2 separate regions of the Homo sapiens genome follow, and region 1 is linked to region 2. A link is a loop called in an ENCODE intact Hi-C map of the cell type or tissue named here. Cell type or tissue: PC-3. All regions are shown on one strand. Links, peaks and the distances in the headings refer to the core of each region. The heading gives the core; the rest is flanking DNA.

The links. A loop is a pair of places that touch in the nucleus more often than their neighbours do. Peaks named below come from ENCODE experiments on the same cell type or tissue, not always from the same donor. Only the 100,000 strongest peaks of a DNase experiment are listed, where the experiment ranks them.
Region 1: a loop joins it to region 2, with 13 times the contacts of the local background. A loop is called at or near these places in 1 of 110 quality-filtered maps.

Annotation. Positions count from the first base shown.
Region 1 is chr4:80,726,324-80,737,999 of GRCh38, forward strand. The region is part of intron 3 of CFAP299 (cilia and flagella associated protein 299); the gene reads left to right. Among named protein-coding and RNA genes, the nearest start is that of BMP3, 300 kb to the right of the region's middle. In PC-3, for the core only: no CTCF peak of the experiment used is centred there; a DNase peak (open chromatin) is centred at 5,868; H3K27ac peaks cover 1,225 bases.
Region 2 is chr4:81,015,634-81,027,309 of GRCh38, forward strand. No RefSeq gene overlaps it. Among named protein-coding and RNA genes, the nearest start is that of BMP3, 9.2 kb to the right of the region's middle. In PC-3, for the core only: no CTCF peak of the experiment used is centred there; DNase peaks (open chromatin) are centred at 6,138 and 8,058; H3K4me3 peaks cover 1,538 bases; H3K27ac peaks cover 3,050 bases.

The DNA of each region.
Region 1 (11,676 bases), core at 3,144-8,143, 290 kb before region 2:
TTGAGTTTTGTGGTTTTTGCCTTTTTTAAAAAATTGCCCTATTAAGTAGTCATTGATACTTGTTAAATTTAAACTGTTAAAAGAAAGAAAAAGATATCTTTTTAAAAGCCTCCAAGTAAATTCATTTTATACTTACTTAAATTTACTTAAATTAAAACAAATATATTTTTACAACCTGTGTTCAAATTTGAATGAATAACTATCAAATAATGGTTAATAATGGAAAGGAAAAGAAACTGTATCAAGAAGAGATGAACTTTTTTTTCCGTACTTCACTGGTGCTGAAATGTGTTATGAGCTATCTGTCTTTGTAATGCTTTTGGCATTTCACATACAGAGCAAATCAACACTGACATATGTTCTTTCCCTGATTTTCCATTTCTTCACTAACTTAAACATTGTGGGGACTGACTGTTCTACTCACCAGTGGTGGAATAAAGTAGTTGGCTTGAAGTTGATTTAAATTAAATCTGATATTTCAAAGATACAAATCATGTTTTTACAGTATTACCACAACACCCATGAGATATTATATAATCAGTTGGATACAGGTATGTGTTTATCAATTGGTATTTTCTCATCTAGGAATACTTTCCATGATTAATGTTTTTCTTTTAGTTCACTAATTTAGTTCAGAAAAAAAATCTTCTTAAGATTTCCTCTTTCCACACCCCACTCCACCCCCAGCATTCCAGCAAAAATAAAGTGAAAAATAAATAAAAGAAAACAGATCAGTGGGAGTCAGGGCAATGTCATGTATGTTCCAAGATAACATTTAAATGTTTTAGGAAAAATATTTCCTTTCAATATGAAAGAACGTCTATGTATCTTTTCTGGAAAAAATATTTTATTTCAGCTCACTAGTAAAATATGACATAGCCCAGAATTCCAGGTCATTTAGTGAAGATATCTATATGTTCCTCTTTTCCTTCTGGAATATTTTACTTACTACTTTACTTTACTATTTATATAATGGTAATATTACAATATTACTATTATAATATTTTTAAAAAGCTAGAATACCTTCATAAAGTTATTTAACTGGTCTGTACTTCACTTTACTCTTTCAAAAGTGTGAAGACTATAGAATATAAATTGTTTTGATTTACATGCTATAATCATGTTTTAAGGCAGCAAATGTATGAAAGCCATGTAAAGGTGGTCAAGAGAAATTAACTCTTGAGCCAGACTAGCTGAATTCAAATCATGATTCCACCACTGTCTTGTGGAGCCATGGCCCTTGGGTTCCTTATTTTTAAAAGAGGGCTTATAATTATACTACATAGGAATGTTAAGAGGTAAAGTAATGCACATTTAAAGCATAAAATACTGTCATTTACTTGTAAGAATTAAATAAATGATATCTATTAACTTTTGTTTTCATAGCTAATTATTATTATTGTTATTATTATTAAGGTGCTCATTTCAGGATGTTGCTCAAATATATTCTGTCATTACATTTGGGACAGAGATTTCTGTCCATTGACAAGCAAAATATTTTCCAGGAAAGAGTCTAGAGAACAAATATGAACTATTTGGTAATATATATTAGGAAATTCTTCATACTGTTATGAAGTAATAATAATATCAATATTTTAAAGTAGGATGCTTATAAATATATTAATATAAATTAAAATTGAGATTCAAATTATTTGTTTTGCAGTGAAAGAATATCTCATTTCAACTATGCATTAAATGAATAACAAAAACAATTTCTATAGATGTCAGGGTTTTTCCTCTGAAACATTGCAATTTCAAAATTAATAACAAAATGTTTTCCAACTGGGTTGGAAAAGAAATGATCCTCAGTATTTCCATTGTCAAAGCTCAGTAAGTTATTTATCAACTCATATGATTTGTTGCACAATATCCTTTTTCTATTCCCTTATGTTTCAAAACTTATAGAATATTCTTTTTTAAAAAATAATTTTCGAGCTGTTTTCTTAACTTCCATATCCACAAAACTTTGGTTTAACACTTCTCATATTTTCTAAAGACAAAGAAATAATACACTAAAAAGTATTGTGGAACAACAACAAAAACAGTAGACTGGAGAATGTTATTGTGAATTATATTTTCGTTTTTTAAAAAACAATACTTTTTCCTGTAGCACAATTTACTTTTAATTCTTTTTCCATTTTTTTGACTGTATGAAACTATTCAGGAACACAATTTCTATTTATTTATTTCTAATATCCTTTATTTGGAGCTTATATTTTCTTCTATATTCCCAAAATAATCTTATTAACCAATCCAGAAGCCTGGAAACTAACCTCACCCATCTTTCCTTCCACACGCTTTATGTGTAATCAATCACCATATCCCATGCATTTTGCTTTTAAAAAATCTTTGAGTTATATTTTCTCACTGTCTTTCCTGCCTCTATCTTAGTTCCTGCATTAGTCCCCAAATTGAGGACTTGATAAGACAGTTATCCTAACTGCGTGCTACCCAACCTAGTCTCTGTCTCCATTGCTGTCAATGTGGTCTCTATGTCATGACTTCCTCAGAACTTCTTAGTGTGAGAGAGGAATCCTATCTTCACTGGTGTGTGTCTACCTTTCTAATATCTTGCTTTGCCCTTTGCACCAATGATATCATCAGTTTTTAAAAGATGCAATACCTAAAAGCTCCCCACAACCTGCAAACAACAAAAAGAGATCCACTTCTTTCTTTTTTCTTTTTCTCCTTTTCCCCTGTGAAGTTGAGTTTACAAAAAAATAAAATGCAGATGCATCTTGCGTTTCTACCCTAAGTATGTATCTGTCGCTCTGGGTCTGTTCAAGAAGGCTTCATAGATTCTCTAGTCATCCACGCAATTGAGGCCACCAGTTTGCTCTCTTAGGCAGAGCAGTAGTTAAGTTTCTGTGTGCAAGCTTTGACTTACACAATTGCCAGCTCCACACTCTTTTGGTTGCTAATTCCACAACCTCAACAGTGCTACCTTAACCCATGCCTGAAAATAAATTCACAGGTGTTTGTGATAGGCAGCCTCTAAGATGGCTCTCAATGATCCACACCTCCTACTATTCATGCACTTAGGTCATCCTGTTCCCTTGAGCAGGCTGGACTTTGTGACTCACTTCTAACATATAGATTATGGGAGAAATAATGGTATGTCACTCTGGAGATTGTATTATAAAAAGACCGTGGCTTCCTTCTTGGGCACTCTTAGGTCACTCACCCTGAGGGAAGTATGCTGCCGTGTTATAAGCAGCGTTTGGAACAGGTTGTGGTGAGTGCTTATAATTTTATGATGCTTCAGCATCTTTTTTTTTTTTTTTTTTTTTTTTTGAGACGGAGTCTCGCTCTGTCTCCCAGGCTGGAGTGCAGTGGCAAGATCTTGGCTCACTACAAGCTCCACCTTCCGGGTTCATGCCATTCTCCTGCCTCAGCCTCCCGAGTAGCTGGGACTACAGGCGCCTGCCACCACACCTGGCTAATTTTTTTTTGTATTTTTCAGTAGAGACGGCATTTCATCATGTTAGCCAGGATGGTTTCGATCTCCTGACCTCGTGATCTGCCCGCCTCGGCCTCCCAAAGTGCTGGGATTACAGGCATGAGCCACAGCACCCGGCCCAGCATCTATTTTTAAATTTAAGTTTACCTTGACACAGTTTCCAAAACTATACCCCACCTGGATGTCTCCAGCTGGTGGCCAGAGATAAAAATTTAGAGGTGTCTCTCTAAGCAGGCTGGGCTCTCTGCTTTTTTGCTGCTTCCTTCAAATAGACCATTCAGACATTTGCCTGAAAACTTACATGGACCAACTCTCAGTCACATCATGACCTCCTGGAATGAGTGCCTGCTTGCTTTAAACCCATAATGCCCTGGACCCAATGGAGGCATTGCTCCACAGCTTCCTTCTCTTTTTTCCCTGCCTGTGTACTCTGAAGGTCTCTCTTTCTCTCTCTCTCTCTCTCTCTGTGTGTGTGTGTGTGTGTGTGTGTGTGTGTATGTGTGTGTGTGTGTGTGTATGACCTGACCTCCGGGCAGGCAGTGTATCAGTGTATCCCCCAGGGTCTATAAGCACAGAACACTCTTACACTTCCACATTGTGGTTGTGTCACTGAGGCCATGCCTAAAACCCTACCCATGAAGGCAAGGCTCCCCCAGAGAGACCTATGCAGGTGAATCCCTTGCTGGAGCTCTTTTGTTAGGGCCTCTGGTGGCTGCTGGGCACAGTGGCTACCAGCTAAGCTGATAAAAAAAAAAAAAGTTTCATTCAAAACAAAGTCCCACTTCAGTGAGCTGTGAAGTGGATTCTTCACTCCCAGTCAAGCCTTAAGATGCCTGCTGCCTTGGCCAATGGCTTGACTACAATCTCATTAGGGACCTTGAGACAAAGGTAACCTAGGTAGGGTCCAGAGTCTTGACTCACAGAAACTGTCAGATAATAGATGTTTGCTATTTTAAACTGCTAAATTTTGAGGTAATTTGGGGCAATGTATAACTAATACGTTGTTCTCTACAACCACTGTGCCTCTTTGCAATGCATTCATTGGCTGCCATTAGCTTAATTATACTGCTAAAATATTGAACTATTTGGAAATTCCCACAGACACCGTTATTTCATTTTATCCTGCCTTTGCACATGCCTTTATTCTTCCTATTTAGTCCATCCTCTGAGAAGACTTCCTGAGGTGGCAACTAGCAGCTCCTTGGTGTTAATGTACTATCTACTATTTTTGCAATATCTTATTATTATACATATTATTTGATAGACACACTGACTCACAAACATGATATCTAATGCTATGTGCCTGTTTTACCTGAGTATATTTTTAAAGATGAAACCTACTTTCCATTTTGGAAAATATAAAGAATAATCTTTTGAGAGCAGTGGGTGCCTATTTTATTTATTTTATTTTATTTTAACTTCTGATGAAAATTTTAAAATGCCATATCAACTCACATACTGAAGCTGGTACGAGGGGGTCCCATGTTGCTAAAATACGTGTTAACTTAGAATATGTGAGTAAACAAAAACAGGCACAGTAAAATCACCAAATCTTCTGCATTTAAAAAATGCCCCTTGGCAATTTTTCCTTGAAACCTCCACTGATAATAAAAATGGAGGCATGCATGCGGAAATGCCCAATAATGGCTTGTAAAATAACTTTCAAATTAGAAGGAGTCAAGCATTCTGGTTTCCATCGGGCCCACTGGCCATTTCAAGCTTTAATGGGTGCAGGTGCAGTTGTTTCTTAACATGTTTTTGTTTTCACTTAATCCCCTTATCACTGGCTGTTACCAGTGCAACTCCATCTGCTCACCTCTTCCCCTCTTCTCTCTCTCATTCAGCATGCCATGACAAGCTCAATTTGCCAATGGCAAGAAAAAAATTTCCCTGATTTTACCACAATCAAATAGTATGTGACCTTACATTTTTAAGTTCATTGGCCTAAAACTATGGAAGTCTTTGGCTGAGTTGATGTTTATCAGCTATTCATGGTTTTTCTCATAATGTCATGATTATTACCTGTTCATTTTCTAGGTACAGAATTCTAGAAAATCCCTGATTTAAAAAAATCTCACCAACCCTCAACATGGCCCTTTCCTGATTTGTTTTTATAATCCATAATTTTAAATTTATCAGTTTGTCATGTTTTTGTTATAAGATACAACCCTTAATTGCCTGTTACTAAAAGCATCCATAGAATTTTGTCCTTATTGTAGACTATTTCTCCTTAAAAGTGCAATGCAAAGATTTCCCTGCATTCATACACAGACACACAGACACACAGACACACACACACACACACACACACACACAGTGTTGTGTGTTTTGAGTGTAGACAATCTAAGCAGGAAAAAAGACCAATCTGATTGGAAATGTTCCAGAAATCATAGAGTATTTGAAGGAAGTGATTCAGTTTCATGGTTTTCCCTCATAAATCTTGCTGTTTATTTGGAGAAAAGCCATAGATACTCTGGAAGTTTGTTTTAAGAATCACACACCTTAAACTACGAGTTTCTGCTTACTTTTTTCCAGATGCATAGCATGACTCTTCTTCCATTACACATTGACCTTGATTTCTTTCATTTTTAATAATTAAGAAATTAATTTTTGACTGCAAACACAAAAGATAGTGCTGTCTCATACAAGGGTTAGGTAGAAAATGTATCTGAGTTTCCATCTACTTAGAAAAAAACAGCAACTGGAGAGAAATTCTTTTGAATAGTACATTCTATTCTTTAATTCTAATTTTTCCCAATTTGGCTTTTAGAAGCTGAAAAGCAATTGTCTCTAATGGTCCTTATCTTTCTCTTCCTTCCATCACAAACTCTTCTCTCTTCAAGATCAGTTATTTCTTCTAGGAAAGTCTTGCTTGACACTCTTTCCTGGGTCCTCCACACTAAGTATTTATCACATGGCATTGTTATTTTCTACATTCTTTTCTGTATTTCTCTAGATGTTGGGCTCATTCCCCTATATGTTCCTCGTACTAGAAAAGATTCTCTTATATAATGGATCTTCAACGATGATATTTAGGAAAGGAAGCAAAAAGGAAGAACTTCAATATAAATTTTCATTATCTGCTGAGAGTAGTGAAAATAAATTTAGCAGTGTTTTCTAACTCTTGATGATATAAGCCTTATTAATGTGCTTGGCATAGATTATCATCACAACTATCAGTAATACACATGTGTTATTACTAAATCAGTATAAATTGTGCTCACACTGATATTGTAACTACTGTTGCTTATCATCTGTATGTGGCTATAATTTTGAGATAATCATATAATAAATTTTACTGATAATAATTTTGAGGTCTACATATATCTACCAGCTTGAACTAAAACTGAAAGCCTATGAATGGATATTGGATGTGACTTAAAACTGGTAAATCATGCAAATAAACTTTTAATGAACTACTAAGTTACTCTTTTAATGTATGCCAATTTTAATGAAAACCTAATATTGTCTCAGCTTAATGTAGGACACTAAACAGGGAATAAAGTAAGAGGTATCTAAATAGCATTCTTTGTAATTTTTTATTTTTGTGCATTAATAGTTGGTGCATATATTTATGGGGTACATGAGATATTTTGGTACAGGTATGCAATGCATAATAATCATATCATGGAAAATTGGATATCCATCCCCTCAAGCATTTATCCTTTGTCGTACAAACAATCCAATTCTACTCTTTTAGTTTTAAAATGTGCAATTAAATTATTATTGACTATAGTCACATATTGTGCTATCAAATACTAGGTCTTACTCATTATTTCTAACTTTTTTTGTATCCATTAAGCTTCCCTAATTTACCCCATTCCCTGCCTCCCACTACTCTTCCCAGCCTCTGTGACCATTCCTCTAATCTCAATCTCCAGAACTTCAATTCTTTTGATTTTTGGATCCCACAAATATGTGACACTGAGTGATGTTTGCCTTTCCATGGCTTGCTTATTTTACTTAATATAATGACCTCCAGTTCCATTTATGTTGTTGCAAATGATAGAATCTTATTGTTTTTTATGACTGAATAGTACTCCATTGTGTATAAGTACTACATTTTCCTTATCCATTCATCTGTTGATGGACACTTAGGTTGCTTCCAAATCTTAGCTATTGTGAATAGTGCTGTAACAAACATGGCAGTACAGATATCTCTTTGATGTACCAATGTCCTTTCTTTTGGATATATACCAAACAGTGGGATTGGTAGATTGTATAATAGCTCTATTTTTAGTTTTTTAAGGAACCTCCATACTGTTCTCCAGAGTGGTTGTACTAATTTATATTCCCACCAACAGTGGATGAGGGTTTCCTTTTCTCCACATCCTCACCAGCATTTCCTATTGCCTGACTTTTGGGTAAAATCATTTTAACTGGGCTAAGATAATATCTCACTGTAGTTTTGATTTGCATTTCTCTGATGATCAGTGATGTTGAACACCTTTTCATATGCCTGCTTGCCATTTGTATGACTTCTTTTGAGAAATGTCTATTCAAATTTTTTGCTCATTTCTTAATTATATTATTAGATTTTTTCCTATAGAGTTGTTTGAGCTCCTTCTATATTCGGTTATTAATCACTTGTCAGATGGGTATTTTGCAAATGGGTTCTCTCATTCTGTGGGTTGTCTCTTCACTTTGTTGATTATTTCCTTTGCTATGCAGAAGCTTTTCAACTTGATGTGATCCCGTTTGCCCATTTTTGCTTTGGTTGCCTGTGCTTGTGGAATATTATTCAAGAAATTTTTGCCCAGACCAATGTCTTGGAGAGTTTCCCCAGTGTTTTATGTAGTAGTTTCATAGTTTGAGGTCTTAGATTTAAGTCTTTAATCAATTTTGATTTGACTTTTGTATATGACAATACATAGGGGTCAGGATTTATTATTCTGCATATGGATATCCAATTTTCCCAGCACTGATCATTGAAGAGACTGTCGTTCCCCCATTGTACGTTTTTGGCACTATTGGTGAAAAGGAGTTCACTGTAGTGTGTGGATTCCTTTCTGGGTTCTCTATTCTGTCCATTGGTCTATGTGTCTGTGTGCCAGTACCATGCTGCTTTTGTTACTGTAGCACTGTAGTATAATTTTAAGCCAGATAATGTGACTTTGTTCTTTATGCTCAGGATAGCTTTGGCTATTCTGGGTTATTTGTGATTCCATAGAAAGTTTATGATTGCTTTTTCTATTTCTGTGAAAAATGTCACTGGTATTTTGATACAAATTGCATTGAATCTGTAGATTGCTTTAGGCAGTATGAATATTTTAACAATATTGATCCTTCCTATCCATGAACTGGAATATCTTTCCTTTTTTGTGTGTCTTCTTCAATTTCTTTCACCAGTGTTTTATAATTTTCATTGTATAGATGCTTCACTTATTTGGTTAATTCCTAAGTATTTAATTTTATTTGTGGCTATTGTAAATTAGATCACTTTATTTCTTTTTCAGATTGTTCACTGTCAGCATATAGAAATGCTACCGGATTTTTATGTTGAATTTGTATACTGCAACATTACTGAGTTTATTACTTCTAATAGTTTTTTTGGTGGAGTCTTTAGGATTTTCAAAATGTGAGATCATATCATGAGTAAACAAGGATAATTTGACTTCTTCTTTTCCAATTTGGATGTTCTTTATTCCTTTCTTTCTTCTGATTGCTCTAGCTAGAACTTCCAGTACTATGTTGAATAACAGTGGTAAAAGTGAGCATCCTTGTCGTGTTCCATTTAAAAGTAAAAGCTCTTAATTTTTGTCTATTCAATAAGATACTAGCTGTGGGTCTATCATATATGGCTTTTATTATGTTATAATATGTTCCTTCTATATCCAGTTTTTTAAGAGTTTCTTTCATGAAGGGATGTTCAACTTTATTAAATGCTTTCTCAGCACCAGTCAAAATGATCATATGGTTTTTGTCCTTCATTCTGTTGATAAGATATATCAGATTGATTGATTTGCATATGTTGAAGTATTGTTGCATTCCTGGGATAAATCTCACTTGGTCATCATGAATAATCTTTTTAATGTATTATTGAATGCAGTTTGATAGTATTTTGTTGAGGTTTTTTACATAAATGTCCATCAGGGATAATGGTCTTTGGTTTTCTTTTTTTGATGTGTCTTTTTCTTTTTTTGGTATCAGGGTAATACTGGCCTCTCAGAATTACCTTGGGAGTATTCCTTTCTCTATTTTTCAGAAGTTTGAGTAAGAATGGTATTATTCCTCCCATTTTGAAGGTTGCCTGTTCACTCTGGTGGTAGTTTCTTTTGCTGAGCAGAAGCTCTTTAGTTTAATTAGATCCCATTTGTCAATTTTGGCTTTGGTTGCCATTGCTTTTGGTGTTTTAGACATGAAGTCCTTGCCCATGCCTATGTCCTGAATGGTAATGCCTAGGTTTTCCTCTAGGGTTTTTATGGTTTTAGGTCGAACGTTTAAGTCTTTAATCCATCTTGAATTGATTTTTGTATAAGGTGTAAGGAAGGGATCCAATTTCAGCTTTCTACATATGGCTAGCCAGTTTTCCCAGCACCATTTATTAAATAGGGAATCCTTTCCCCATTGCTTGTTTTTCTCAGGTTTGTCAAAGATCAGATAGTTGTAGATATTTTCGCAACCTACTCATCTGACAAAGGGCTAATATCCACATTCTACAATGAACTCAAACAAATTTACAAGAAAAAAAAAACAACCCCATCAAAAAGTGGGCGAAGGACATGAACAGACACTTCTCAAAAGAAGACATTTATGCAGCCAAAAAACACATGAAAAAATGCTCACCATCACTGGCCATCAGAGAAATGCAAATCAAAACCACAATGAGATACCATCTCACACCAGTTAGAATGGCATTCATTAAAAAGTCAGGAAACAGCAGGTGCTGGAGAGGATGTGGAGAAATAGGAACACTTTTACACTGTTGGTGGGACTGTAAACTAGTTCAACCACTGTGGAAGTCAGTGTGGTGATTCCTCAGGGATCTAGAACTAGAAATACCATTTGACCCAGCCATCCCATTACTGGGTATATATCCAAAGGATTATAAATCATGCTGCTATAAAGACACATGCACAGGTATGTTTATTGCTGCATTATTCACAATAGCAAAGACTTGGAACCAACCCAAATGTCCAACAATGATAGACTGGATTAAGAAAATGTGGCACATATACACCATGGAATACTACGCAGCCATAAAAAATGATGAGTTCATGTCCTTTGTAGGGACATGGATGAAATTGGAAATCGTCATTCTCAGTAAACTATCACAAAAACAAAAAACCAAACACCGCATATTCTCACTCATAGGTGGGAACTGAACAACGAGAACACATGGACACAGGAAGGGGAACATCACACTCTGGGGACTGTTGTGGGTTGGGGGGAGGGGGGAGGGATAGCATTGGGAGATGTACCTAATGCTAGATGACGAGTTAGTGGGTGCAGCGCACCAGCATGTCACATGTATACATATGTAACTAACCTGCACATTGCGCACATGTACCCTAAAACTTAAAGTATAATAATAATAAATGAAAAAAAAATAAAATAAAAAAGCAGAAAAAAGAATGGTATTATTTCTTCTTTAAAAGTATGGTAGAATTCAGCAGTGAATCCATCAGTTCTCAGGCTTTTCTTTTCTGGGAGATATTTTATTATGTTTTGATCTCGTTACTTGTTGTTGGTCAGTTCAGGTTTTAGATTTCTTCATGGTTCATTCTTTGTAGGTTTATGTGTCTAGGAACTTAATACATTTCTTCTAGATTTTCCAATTTATTGGCATTTAGTTGCTCATAGTAGCCATTAATGATAATTTGAATTTCTGTGATATCAGTTGTAATGTCTCCTTTTTCATTTCTAATCTTAGTATCCTCTGTCTTTTTTTCTTAGTCTGGATGAAGGTTTATCAACTTTGTTTATCTTTCAGAAAACCACTTTTTAAACAAACAAAAAAAGAAGAAAAAAATTAAAAAGAAGAAAAAAATAAAAATAAATTTTAAAACCCAGTTTTTTATTTCAGAGGTCAACAACTTCAGGTTGGTGAATGTTTCTTCTTTTTAAAAGTAGACACTTATAGCTATAAACGATCCTCTTAGTACTGCTTTCACTGTATCCCAGAGATTTTGGTATGTTGAGTTTTAATTATCACTTGTTTCCAAAAATTTATTGATGTCCATTTTAATTTCTTTATTGACTCTTTAGTCATTCAG
Region 2 (11,676 bases), core at 3,210-8,209:
GTGAGGCCTCACAATTAAGGTGGAAGGCAAGGAGTAGTAAGTCACATCTTACACAGATGGAAGCAGGCAAAGAGAGAGCTTCTGCAGGGAAACTCCCTCATATAAAACCATCAGATCTTGTGAGACTTATTCACTATCATGAGAACAGCAGGGGAAAGACCTGCCGCCATGATTCAATTAACTCCCACCAGGTCCATCCCACAACACATGGGAATTCAAGATGAGATTTGGGTGGGGACAGAGCCAAACCATATGATTCCACTCCTGGCCCCTCCCAAGTCTCATGTCCTCACATTTCAAACCCAACCATGCCTTCCTAACAGTCCCCCAAAGTCTTAACTTATTTCAGCATTAACTCAAAAGTCCAAGTCCAATGTCTCATCTGAGACAAGGCGTCTCTTTTGCCTATGAGCCTGTAAAATCAAAAGTAAGTTAGTTACTTCCTAGATACAACAGTGGTACAGGCACTGGGTAAATACACCCATTCCAAATGGGAGAAATTGGCCAAAACAAAGGGGCTACTAGCCCCACTCTAGTTCAAAATCCAGTGGAGCAGTCAAATCTTAAAGCTCCAAAATGATCTCCTTTTATTCCATGTCTCATATCCAGTTCATGCTGATGCAAGAGGTAGGTTCCCATGGTCTTGGGCAGCTCTGCCCCTGTGGCTTTGCAGGGTACAGCCTCCCTCCTGGCTGCTTTCACAGTCTGGCATTGAGTGTCTGTGGCTGTTCCAGGTGCATGGTGCAAGCTGTAGATCTACCATTCTGGGGTCTAGAAGATGGTGGCCCTCTTCTCACAGCTCCACTAGGCAGTGCCCAGTAGGAACTTTGTGTGGGGTCTCTGATCCCACATTTCTCTTGTGCAATGCCCTAGCATAGGTTCTCCATGAAAGCCCTGCCCCTGCAGCAAACTTCTGCCTGGACATCCAAGCATTTCCATACATCTTCTGAAATCTAGGCAGAGGGTCCCAAACCTCAATTCTTGACTTCTGTGCCCCCACAGGCTCAACACCACATGGAAGCTGCCAAGGTGTGGGGCTTGCACCCTCTGAAGCCACAGCCTGAGCTGTACCTTGGCCCACTTTAGTCACAAAGGGAGCAGCTGAGACACAGACCACCAAGTCCCTAGACTGCACTCAGCACGGGGACCCTTGGCCCGGCCCACAAAACTACTTTTTTCTTCTTGACCTCTCAGCCTGTAATGGGAGGAGCTGCCACAAAGACCTTTGACATATCCTGGAGACATTTTCCCCATTGTCTTGGGGATTAACTTTCAGCTCCTTGTTACTTATGCAAATTTCTACAGCCAGCTTGAATTTCTCCTTAGAAAATGGAATTTTCTTTTCTATCACATTGTCAGGCTGCAAATTTTTCAAACTTTTATGCTCTGCTTCCCTTATAAAACTGAATGCCTTTAATAGCCCCCAAGTCACCTCTTGAATGCTTTGCTGCTTAGAATGTTTCCACCAGATACCCTAAATCATCTCTCTCAAGTTCAAAGTTTCACAAATCTCTAGCACAGGGGCAAAATGCCACCACTCTCTTTGCTAAAACATAACAAGAGTTACCTCTACTCCAGTTCCCAACAAGTTCTTCATCTCTATCTGAGACCACCTCAGCCTGGACTTTGTCGTCCATATCACTTTCAGCATTTTGGTCAAAGCCATTCAACAAGTCTCTAGGAAATTCAAAACTTTCCCACATTTTCCTGTATTCTTCTGAACCCTCCAAACTGTTTCAACCTCTTCCTGTTACCCAGTTCCAAAGTCGCTTCCACATTTTTGGGTATCTTTTCAGCAGCACCCCACTCTACTGGTACCAATTTGCTGTATTAGTCTGTTTTCATGCTGCTAATAAAGACACACCTGAGACTGGGAAGAAAAAGATGTTTAATGGACTTACAGTTCCACATGGCTGGGGAGGACTCATAGTCATGGCAGAAGGCAAAGGGGAGAAAGTCATGTCTTACATGGATGACGGCAGGCAAAGAGAGAGAGTTTTTGCAGGGGAACTCTTCTTTTTCACATCATCAGATCTCATGAGACTTATTCACTGTTGTGAAAACAGCACGCAAAAACCCGCCCCCATGATTAAAATACCCCTCACTGGGTCCCTCCCACAACACGTAGGAACTGTGGGAGTTACAATTCTTGATGAGATTTGAGTAGGGACACAGCCAAACGACATTACCACCCATGCCAGTGGCCCATATAGTCTCTGATCACCTACAACACTTGTGGTGTGTGTTTGGGGGCTGGGGCGGGGGTGTGGCAGAGAAGGAGAAAGAGAGAGAGAGAGAGATACATAAAGAAACTAAGTCTTAGGGAAAATCGGTAAATTACCCAAAATCATAATTTAGATACGGGCAAAGCTAGGGCTCTGATCTGATACCTAAGCCCATTCTGTTATGTGTATGACATGTACAAAACCATTAACACTCATTTCATTAAGCAGCAAATCAGAGGAGGGAAATTCAAATTTAAGTATGAAGTCTAATAGAAGGATGAGTACAATCAAGTGGGCTCAGTCAAGGAGATCATAATTTCATGTCAAGCATGTAGTGTATTTCCAGTAATGTGGCACATTGAATTAAAAGCTTGCCTGAAGGAATTGAGTTTTGGGCAAAACTTTATAGAATCAAGGAACACATTAGGAGAGAGAATGAGGGAAAGGGATTCAGAGTTTAAATCATTTATTCATGCATTCAACAACTATTTCTTGAACAGCTACCATGTACCAGATGCTTCTCATAGTACTGAGGCAGAAACTGTCCTCAGAGTCATGGAGTTTACCCTACAGAGTAGGTAGGTTACTAGCAGCAAATAAAATAGATGTATTGAATTTATGGGAAAAAAATGAAAATGGAAGTAAATTTGATGGAGGGGATTCACAGAAACCCTTGAATTCTAGACTGGGAAGTTCAAATGTTAAATGCATTAGGCCCTGGAGTGTCAACATAGATTCCTGAACAAGTATGAAGTGAAAGGCCATCCTTGGCTCTTCTAGTCCTATCTCTATATGTGGAAAGAGACAAGGGATACAAACAAGTACCATCCCTTAACCAGAATGAATATGAGTATGTCCTGCCAATGAAGAGTAGGATAACAGTGATATCTGTGGAAGTGGAAAAGAAGGCCTTCCCACCTTTTCACAGGATTTTTTAAAAATCCCTACCCAGACTGACTTTGAGCCAGGCTTAGCTATGCATTCAGATATTACTCTCAGATAAAACATGCTATAAAACACCTGTGTTAGGTAATAAAAGGCAACAACATTTCCTTTGTATCAAGACTTAATCTATATTTTTCAATATCTCATAGGACTTCTATCATGGCCAGGTAAGTAGATGCAGATAGGTCCACCTCTCTGCACAACTGGAGATAACTACTTCCACAAAATAACGCCAGTATGATGCTACTTAGATTCCATTTACAATCCTGCAATAAAACCAATAATAACACTTTGTACTTATGAACTGCCTCACACTGAAAATCTCAAATGTTTTATAGACCATAAATTCTCCCAACACCCTTCATGAGAAAAAGAATTACTCTCTCCATTTAACAGGTAAACTAGAAACTAGCATAGAGGAAGAACTTGCCCAAGGCCACTGAGGTAAGACAGAGTCCACTTGTTCTGGAGGCTCTAGCAGGGCTGCTTCTCAGCAAAGTGGTGAGGAAGGCAGTACTTTATATTGCATGCTGTTTCTGCTTCCCTTTTTTTTGTTCTCTACCAAATTTTGGCAATTGTCCTAAGTTTCTCTTAAGGTATTAACTGATACCACTTGATAATGCTCAAGGTGTTAGCCTTCCCAGGGATATCTACATTTTATTAGGGGACTCTTTTTTTTTTTTTTATTATACTTTAAGTTTTAAGGTACATGTGCACATTGTGCAGGTTAGTTACATATGTATACATGTGCCATGCTGGTGCGCTGCACCCACCAACGTGTCATCTATCATTAGGTATATCTCCCACTGCTATCCCTCCCCCCTCCCCCGACCCCACCACAGTCCCCAGAGTGTGATATTCCCCTTCCTGTGTCCTTGTGATCTCATTGTTCAATTCCCACCTATGAGTGAGAATATGCGGTGTTTGGTTTTTTGTTCTTGCGATAGTTTACTGAGAATGATGGTTTCCAATTTCATCCATGTCCCTACAAAGGACATGAACTCATCATTTCTTATGGCTGCATAGTATTCCATGGTGTATATGTGCCACATTTTCTGGTTGAATGTCAAGAACCAAAGAAAGGACCTGTTGAATTGCTGATGGAAAGACTGCTCCCTTCTCATAACTCACAAAGGGTCCTGCCCTGGGGGCCATTAATTCCTGTACCCTGCCACCATAGAGACCATCCCCAGAAAGAAACTTCCTCTCCTACTACATCAGTCAGTACCCTGAGGTTTTGCTTTGTTTCAAGGGCTAAAGTGGAAACAAAAGGAATTACCTTTATGCCCAGAACTACCTGACATCAGGATGGGTCTGGTTCTGTCTGAGCCATCTCTATATTAGGAGGGGGCGGGATCCCTAAACACATTTTGTAGTTCCATTCTTTGTGCCTAAATATTGTTGTTAGTAAGTGAATTGTTTCCTGGCATTTCCTGGGACTACAAACACTGCCACCAGGTGGGATTTCTTTCACCTAACAGGAGAGACATTTACCATGGCATTTCCAAGGAGATCAACATTTGAAATCTCTTCCTACCTGAGGGCTGGAGGGAAATGGAACAATCTGAAACCACCTGGAAAAGGCCTGGTTGCCCACTGCCCTTTCTTGGGACTTGTATCTGACTTCCTGAATTAATTTTAAGTAGCTAGTCTACTACTTATGATTCAAGAGAAAAGTGGGAACTAGGAACTCAGGGACGGAGGTTTGCTGTAGGATTACTTGCATGTCTATTATGGCATCCATCACTTAAATGATCTGGAGAAAGTGGTCACACATTATGAGCAAGTGCTGAATGTAGAGAGAAAAAAATTGTAGATGTTGTTCTTTTTTCTTTTTTAACCAATCATCACTGAAAGAAAAATAGTGCTGCCTTTCTTCTAAAAAGAAAGCAAATTTCTGCTAGCAACATGTAGTTCCTCTGTATAGCTCCTGTTGAGGCTATTGAGGTCTAGAATATGGCCAGCTTAAAAATTAAAAAAAAAAAAGGAAGCCTCTTTTCATTTTTCTGCCATCTTAGATGACAGAATTAGGATATCACTAATTGTTCTTCAATATTCTTCTTTCAACTACTTTCCTAAAGGGTATTTACTGAATACCTAGTGTAGGCAAAAAGCTCTCCAAGTGCTATGCATGAATCTTGTCCTTAGAACACTGCATTCTAGCTGGGTATGGTGGTGAGCACTGGTAGTCTCAGCTACTTGGGAGGCTGAAGTGGGAGGAACCCCAGAAGTTAGAGGCTGCAGGAGGCTATGATGGAGCGACGGCACTCCAGCCTGGGTGACAGAGAGCCCATCTCTAAAAATTTTAAAAAGCTACATTCTAAATAGAGATACAAACGTACTCAAATGCCCATTTAATATTGTTATTTAACTTCTCATATGTTTATATATCAAATCATAATAAGGAATGAAATCTGAAAGTCACTGATCTGGAGAGGATTAACATTTTGGTTTTGGTTGTGTGTCATATTACCAGGAAATTTGCTCTAGAATGTTTTAAAGCAAGAACAACTGTCACAAGACAGCAAGAGATTCCTTGGGGGTATTCCTTGTCAGTGCCTAGGACTCCAAAAATACATCATGAACTAGCTACAAAGATAATCACAAATCTCTATTTGATTATTTGCATTTCCTTGAAAACATGTAATTCATTAAAATGTATTGCATACTTAGTATAGATGTGGTATTACAAAAATAGAAAAGCAGCAGCCCTTGGTCTTGCTTAGGATCTGTCAGCTTCCATTCTATTTTCATTCCTGTCCAGTCAAATCCTTCTCAGTTCGCCCAGCACTACCCAGACACTCCTGCTCTGTTTACAGCTCAGCAATAGTTACCAGGATTGACAACATAGATACTTGAAATATTTATATAGCATTTATGCAATCACTTTTCATTGCCCAGTAAAAGAACTGGTTTGCAGAGCTTGGCTCATAGCCAGAGTCATCTCGATCTTAATTTTATAAGGCAAGAATTTACTCCAGAGTTCAAAAATTGAAAAACAGGGTGGAGGAGTTGTTGGTAGGTGATCATTTGTGGTCAAAGAAAGCTGTTTGCTTTTTCGTGGGCAGATATCCAGGGGCAGTTTTAAACTACTTCCTTCAAGGAAGAAACGCCAGAAAAACACCTGGAAACCCCGAAGCACATGTAAAGAGTAAAATTAGTCCCCAGTGGTGATATTTATCATTTCTACACCCCCATCTGTCCATATTTTTACAGCATTCATCACCATACCTAAGCAACTTTAATTGATCCTGTTAAGGTTTTACATGGGTCATCTGAGCAGCTACACCTGGAAATTTGTAGGGTGAAAAGGCAGATGCCAGCAACCATGCTAATGAATGAATCTCTGAGTTGCTGAGGTGACAAATGAGATCACCTCCTTTAAGTGCCTTTCAGCTCCAGATACTGGAAGGTCAGTAACCTCTTCAATCCACAGTCCCATTGCCAAGATCTCCTGGACTGCGTTTAAGGGTAGGATTGGTGGGAAAGAAGAGGGATGAGAGGAGGAAGAATTAAGAAAGTGGAAGATGATAAAGAGAGGAGTGAACCCTAGAGCCAGACAGGGGAGAAGGAAAGAGGTTGCTGCGTGTATTTCAGCATTGGCAGCTAATCTTTACCTATGGGGGCTTGGAGACATGACCACCTGGGAGAAAATGACTATAGAAAAATGAATGGAAATATTCAATGCATTGTGAAGGGCACAAGTGCCAGGGCAAGCAATAAATTTGTTACATTCTTAGAAACTCAATTCACAAAACAATCACCAAAGGAATTAAGTAAAAAAAGAGAGAGAAGTTTTAAGAAGAAAACAATTTTTAAAGTAACAACTTTTCCCAAAAGACAAAAATCAGACTGGTAAACCACTGTATACAGAAATGGCTGATAAGACCAAGAGAAAGAAAACTGCTGGTAAAAAGAAGGGCTTTCTGAAGCCATAAGAATTTAAACACAAATTACAGAGGAAGGATGCCAGCTGAACTGCCTGCAGAAAGAAACAGATTAGGACAGTGGGTAGCATTCCACAGAGCAGAGCCTGTAGGCTGCACGTGGGAAACAGTACAAAGGGCACCTGAACAGACTCTCCAAATATCAAATCACAAGAAATAAATCAACAGCCTGTGCAAGGAAAACCTTCAAGGTGGGCTTGCAAAATTTGTCATGCTGTGACTCAAAATAGTCTACCTCTTTTTTTTTTTTTTTGGTGTGGGGAGGCATAGTGATAAATTCTCATAGCATCATTATCAGTAGAAATTTTGAGTAAAAGTGGAATTGAAGAATACAAAGGAAAATATGACTATGTTAATTACTTATAAAACCGTAGTGTGGGCCAGACATGGTGGCTCATGCCTGTAATCCCAGCACTTTGGGAGGCCGAGACGGGTGGATCACATGAGGTCAGGAGTTTGAGACCAGCCTGACCAATGTAGTGAAACACTGTCTCTACTAAAAATACAAAAATATTAGCTGGGTGTGGTGGTGCATGCATTTAATTCCAGCTACTCAGGAGGCTGAGGCAGGAGAATTGCTTGAACCCAAGAGGCAGAGGTTGCAGTGAGCTGAGATCATGCCATTGCACTCCTGCCTGGGCAACAAGAGGAAAACTCTATCTCTAAAAAAATAAAAAAATAAAAAAATCTTAGTGTGCCTGTTGTTCTGATATATTAATATGAACGAGGATATAAAGCAGCATAAAAAGGGATTCCTGCTCCCATAATACAATTTCTTTATTTTTAATTAAATAGAAAAAATCAAAATGCTTTATATGATTATAAAGATATAATCACACAGAAATATTCTATGCTCTTGGCATAGAAAACAGGCCACTGGGAAGATATATCTCAAAATGCTAATTTTGGCTTTGTTTGGGTCCTGTGACTATGGGTGATGCAAAAATACATAAAACACAGTTTCTGCCCTTAAGGAGCTGACTAATTCTTATTCTTTATTATATTTGTTTAGTCATCTTTACTTTTCATATCACTAAAATTTTAAGGAATGTCTTAGTTTAGGGCAGTTGAAATGAAGTTCAAAAAGGAAGAAATAAGTAAAGGCTAAAATCAAATTACTTTGGGCTTTAGGAATATGATTATATATTTTTTATTCTGTATATTATATAGGAAAACAAATGTGTTTGGCAGGAGATATTTGATATGACACCTCTTTCGCTTGTCACTATTCAATCTGATTCAGCTCAGCAAATATCTACTAAGCAGGTAATGGTATATAAGGAAATCAGGGGAAAGCAGGAGGAGTAAAAGTTGAATAACATTCCTACCTTTGAGGTCCCTGCATCTAAAAAGAAGTAAATTAATGTAATTCTACTTCCACTTCCTCCCAACCCCAGTTGTATCCCTTCGATTCTTGTCTGATGTTCCTACTTAGGACAGAGAACAGGACCAAACCTTTGGGTAAAGCCCCCTGAATGACTGATTATTCTCAATGTAAATCACTAAGAAAATGGGAGATCGTTAGTCACTGGATAGTCCCCAGCAGGCAGCCCTCCTTTCCAAGTGCTATTCCTGTTGTCGGTGACATGTTTCCTCCAGACTTTATTATGGTTGTTTTTCATATCATATAGGTCTCAGTTCAAATGCCATGTCCTCAGAGAAGCCCTTCCTGACCACCTCACCACCCTAGAATACCACCACTCCACCCATTCTCAGCCAGAGAATCAGCCCACTTACCACACCCACATACACACCATTCTTGATCTACTACTTTGTTCTACTGTTTTCATGGTATTCTAGAAAATACTTTTTTTTTTTTGGTTTGAGATTATTGTCTATTTCTTTTGGAATATAAACCCCATGAGGGTAGGGATTTCACAAGTCTTTTGTATGGCTATATCCTCAGCTTCTAGAACAGTGTGTGGTTCATAATGTACATTTGATGAATAGGTATGAACAAATGAGAGAGGGAACATCTGTTCCTGCCTCTCTTGATCTTACTGTCTTGACTCTAGACTTTAAAAAAAGAGACAAACTTTCACTTCGTTCCCAATTGCATCTCCAGCACCTAGAAGAACGTCTGGTTCATAGTGGATATTCAGTAAAAAATTGTTAGCAAAAATGATAGTGGGACAGGAGCCAGGAAGAAAAAGACCCAAATAGCAGGAAATCAAGAGCAAAAATTTTTGCCAGATATATTAGTTTGGTGCAAAAGTAATTACGGTTTTTGGCATTAAAAGCAATGGCAAAAACTGCAATTGCTTTTGCACCAACCTAATATGGTGGTATGCGTTGATCTCTGTGTGTTTATTCCCATGAGCCTGTAGTCAATTATTGTCAGCAAGTTCTAGGCTTGTCTCAAATCTGAGACAAAAATTAAGGATGATCTGTGTATTCAAGCTTAGGGCAGAATAAGTGAGAAGAGAGTAGCAGAATCCCACAGTGCAGTACAGTAGAAATAGGAATCAGCCAGAGAAGGATCGGTAGATGGAAAATTTCTGGAGAAGGATTCAGACAAGAGGTCCAGCCACTCCCTCTCCAGGTGGATGTTCTCCCAGTACTGCCAAGCCTGGAGGAGCTGCGTTTTATTTTATTAGAGAAACAGTCATTTCTTTATAAAAGTAAACAAAAGAAGCATATCACAGAATCTCTTAATGCTATAAGTACTAAATGCTATGAAAAATAAAGGATTAAGAGCTCACAACACATCAGACTAATTAGGCATCACATCATGAGAAAGGTAGCATTTTCAGATGCATCTTAATGAGGACAAACCAGGCAATGGAATATGCCAAGTGAAGGAAAGTTGAGAAGAAGCACATAGTATGGTTGGTGCATAGGAGATACGTGAGAAAGGAGAGAGATACAGAAAACTAGGTTGAGGACAAATTGGGCAAGGCTACAAGTACCAAACTGAGGTGTTTGGTGGTTTTTCTTTTTTTTTAATTTAGTTGGTAATGAGCAGTTACTTATTGTTTTTTGAGAAAGTTTATAACATTCGTGGGCTAAGTTTTAGGAACATAAATCTAGTGGCAGTATTTACATGGTTACTTGGTAGGCAAGATTCTAAAGTGATTCCCAGTGACCCATGATCTTGTACGATCCCCTCCATTTTGAATGTTGGAGGAGACTATGAATATGATGGCATATTATATGATTCACTTATGTTAAATGGAAAAGTTGGCTTTAAGAATGGGACGTTATCCTTGGCAGACCTCACTTCAGACATGCTCTTTACAAAGATGGGGTTTCTTTCTGGAGAAAGAAATTAGAAGTACTGTATTCAACATGCAAAAAATTATTTGTTACTGCTTTTAATATGGAGGGGGAACAAACAGAAAAAATGGCAAGTGGCTTCTAGTAGCTGATAACAAGCCCTGGCTAAAAGCCAGTAAGAATATGGAACCGCGGTCCTACAATTACATATAAGGAATTTGATTCTGCAAAAACCTGAATAAGCTTGGTGGAGGATTTCTACCCAGAGCCTTCCGATAAGAATACCACCTGGCCAACACATTGAATGTGACATCCTGAGCAGAGAACGTGGCTGAGCCCCACTGAACTTCTAACCTACAGAATGGTGAGATAATAATTGGGTGTTGTTTTAAGCCTCTAAGTTTGTAGTAATTTGTTATGCAGCAATAGAAATCAGATTCATCTGGAGTGGGGAAAAACTGGAAGCTATTTAGGAGACTAAAAACATAGCCTAGATTAAAATAAATTAATAACTAAATGAAAGGAGTTGCAATAGAAATAAAGAGAATAAATGAAAGAAATAACAGAGATAGCCTCTATATGATTTAGCAATTAATTTATGTTGCTCAGAGAGAAGGAGAAGGTGAATAGAAGTCTAAGACTTGGAACGTGGATGGCTAAAAGGATAAGAGTGCCAACATAAAGGTTTGGAAACCAAGAATATAATTAAGATGGATGACCAGTTTCATTTTAGATGCACTGAATTTATGATATCAACAGGATAAACACAGTTTATAAAAACTGGGGCGGGGGGAGCTGAAATACTGTAGAGACTTAAGGTTAGAAATACTTGTGGAGTTATTGGTAACTAAATACAAGCATATAACTCAAGTGAGTTAACTAAAGAAATAATGGAGAGAAAGATTGGTATGAATTTGGAAGAGGACCCCAGAAGAAAGACTTCTCCCACCTAAGTGTAGATGATATTCTTTCTCTGTCTGAAATAGCCTATCTAAAATACCCCCGGAAAACCACCTACTTTGCTTTTAAATCTCAGTTCAACTACCATCTCTCCCATGCAGCACTCTCTGCCTTACTCAGCCAGGGGAAAAAAAAATACCTTTAAGTTTTTCAAGTGGTTATTCCTATCTCCCAAGTAGACTAAGTTTTCAGGGGACAGGAAGCATTTCATTTTATCTTTGTATTCTCAACATGAAATTGTCAAGAACACAATAGATACTAAATATGTATTGAGTGAATGAATCAAGGATGGGAGTAATAAAAAAGAGGAAGGAACCAAAACTTCACAACTGCTAATATAGTCTTACATAAGTATTCAATAATAATGGTTGATGGGAAGTTTT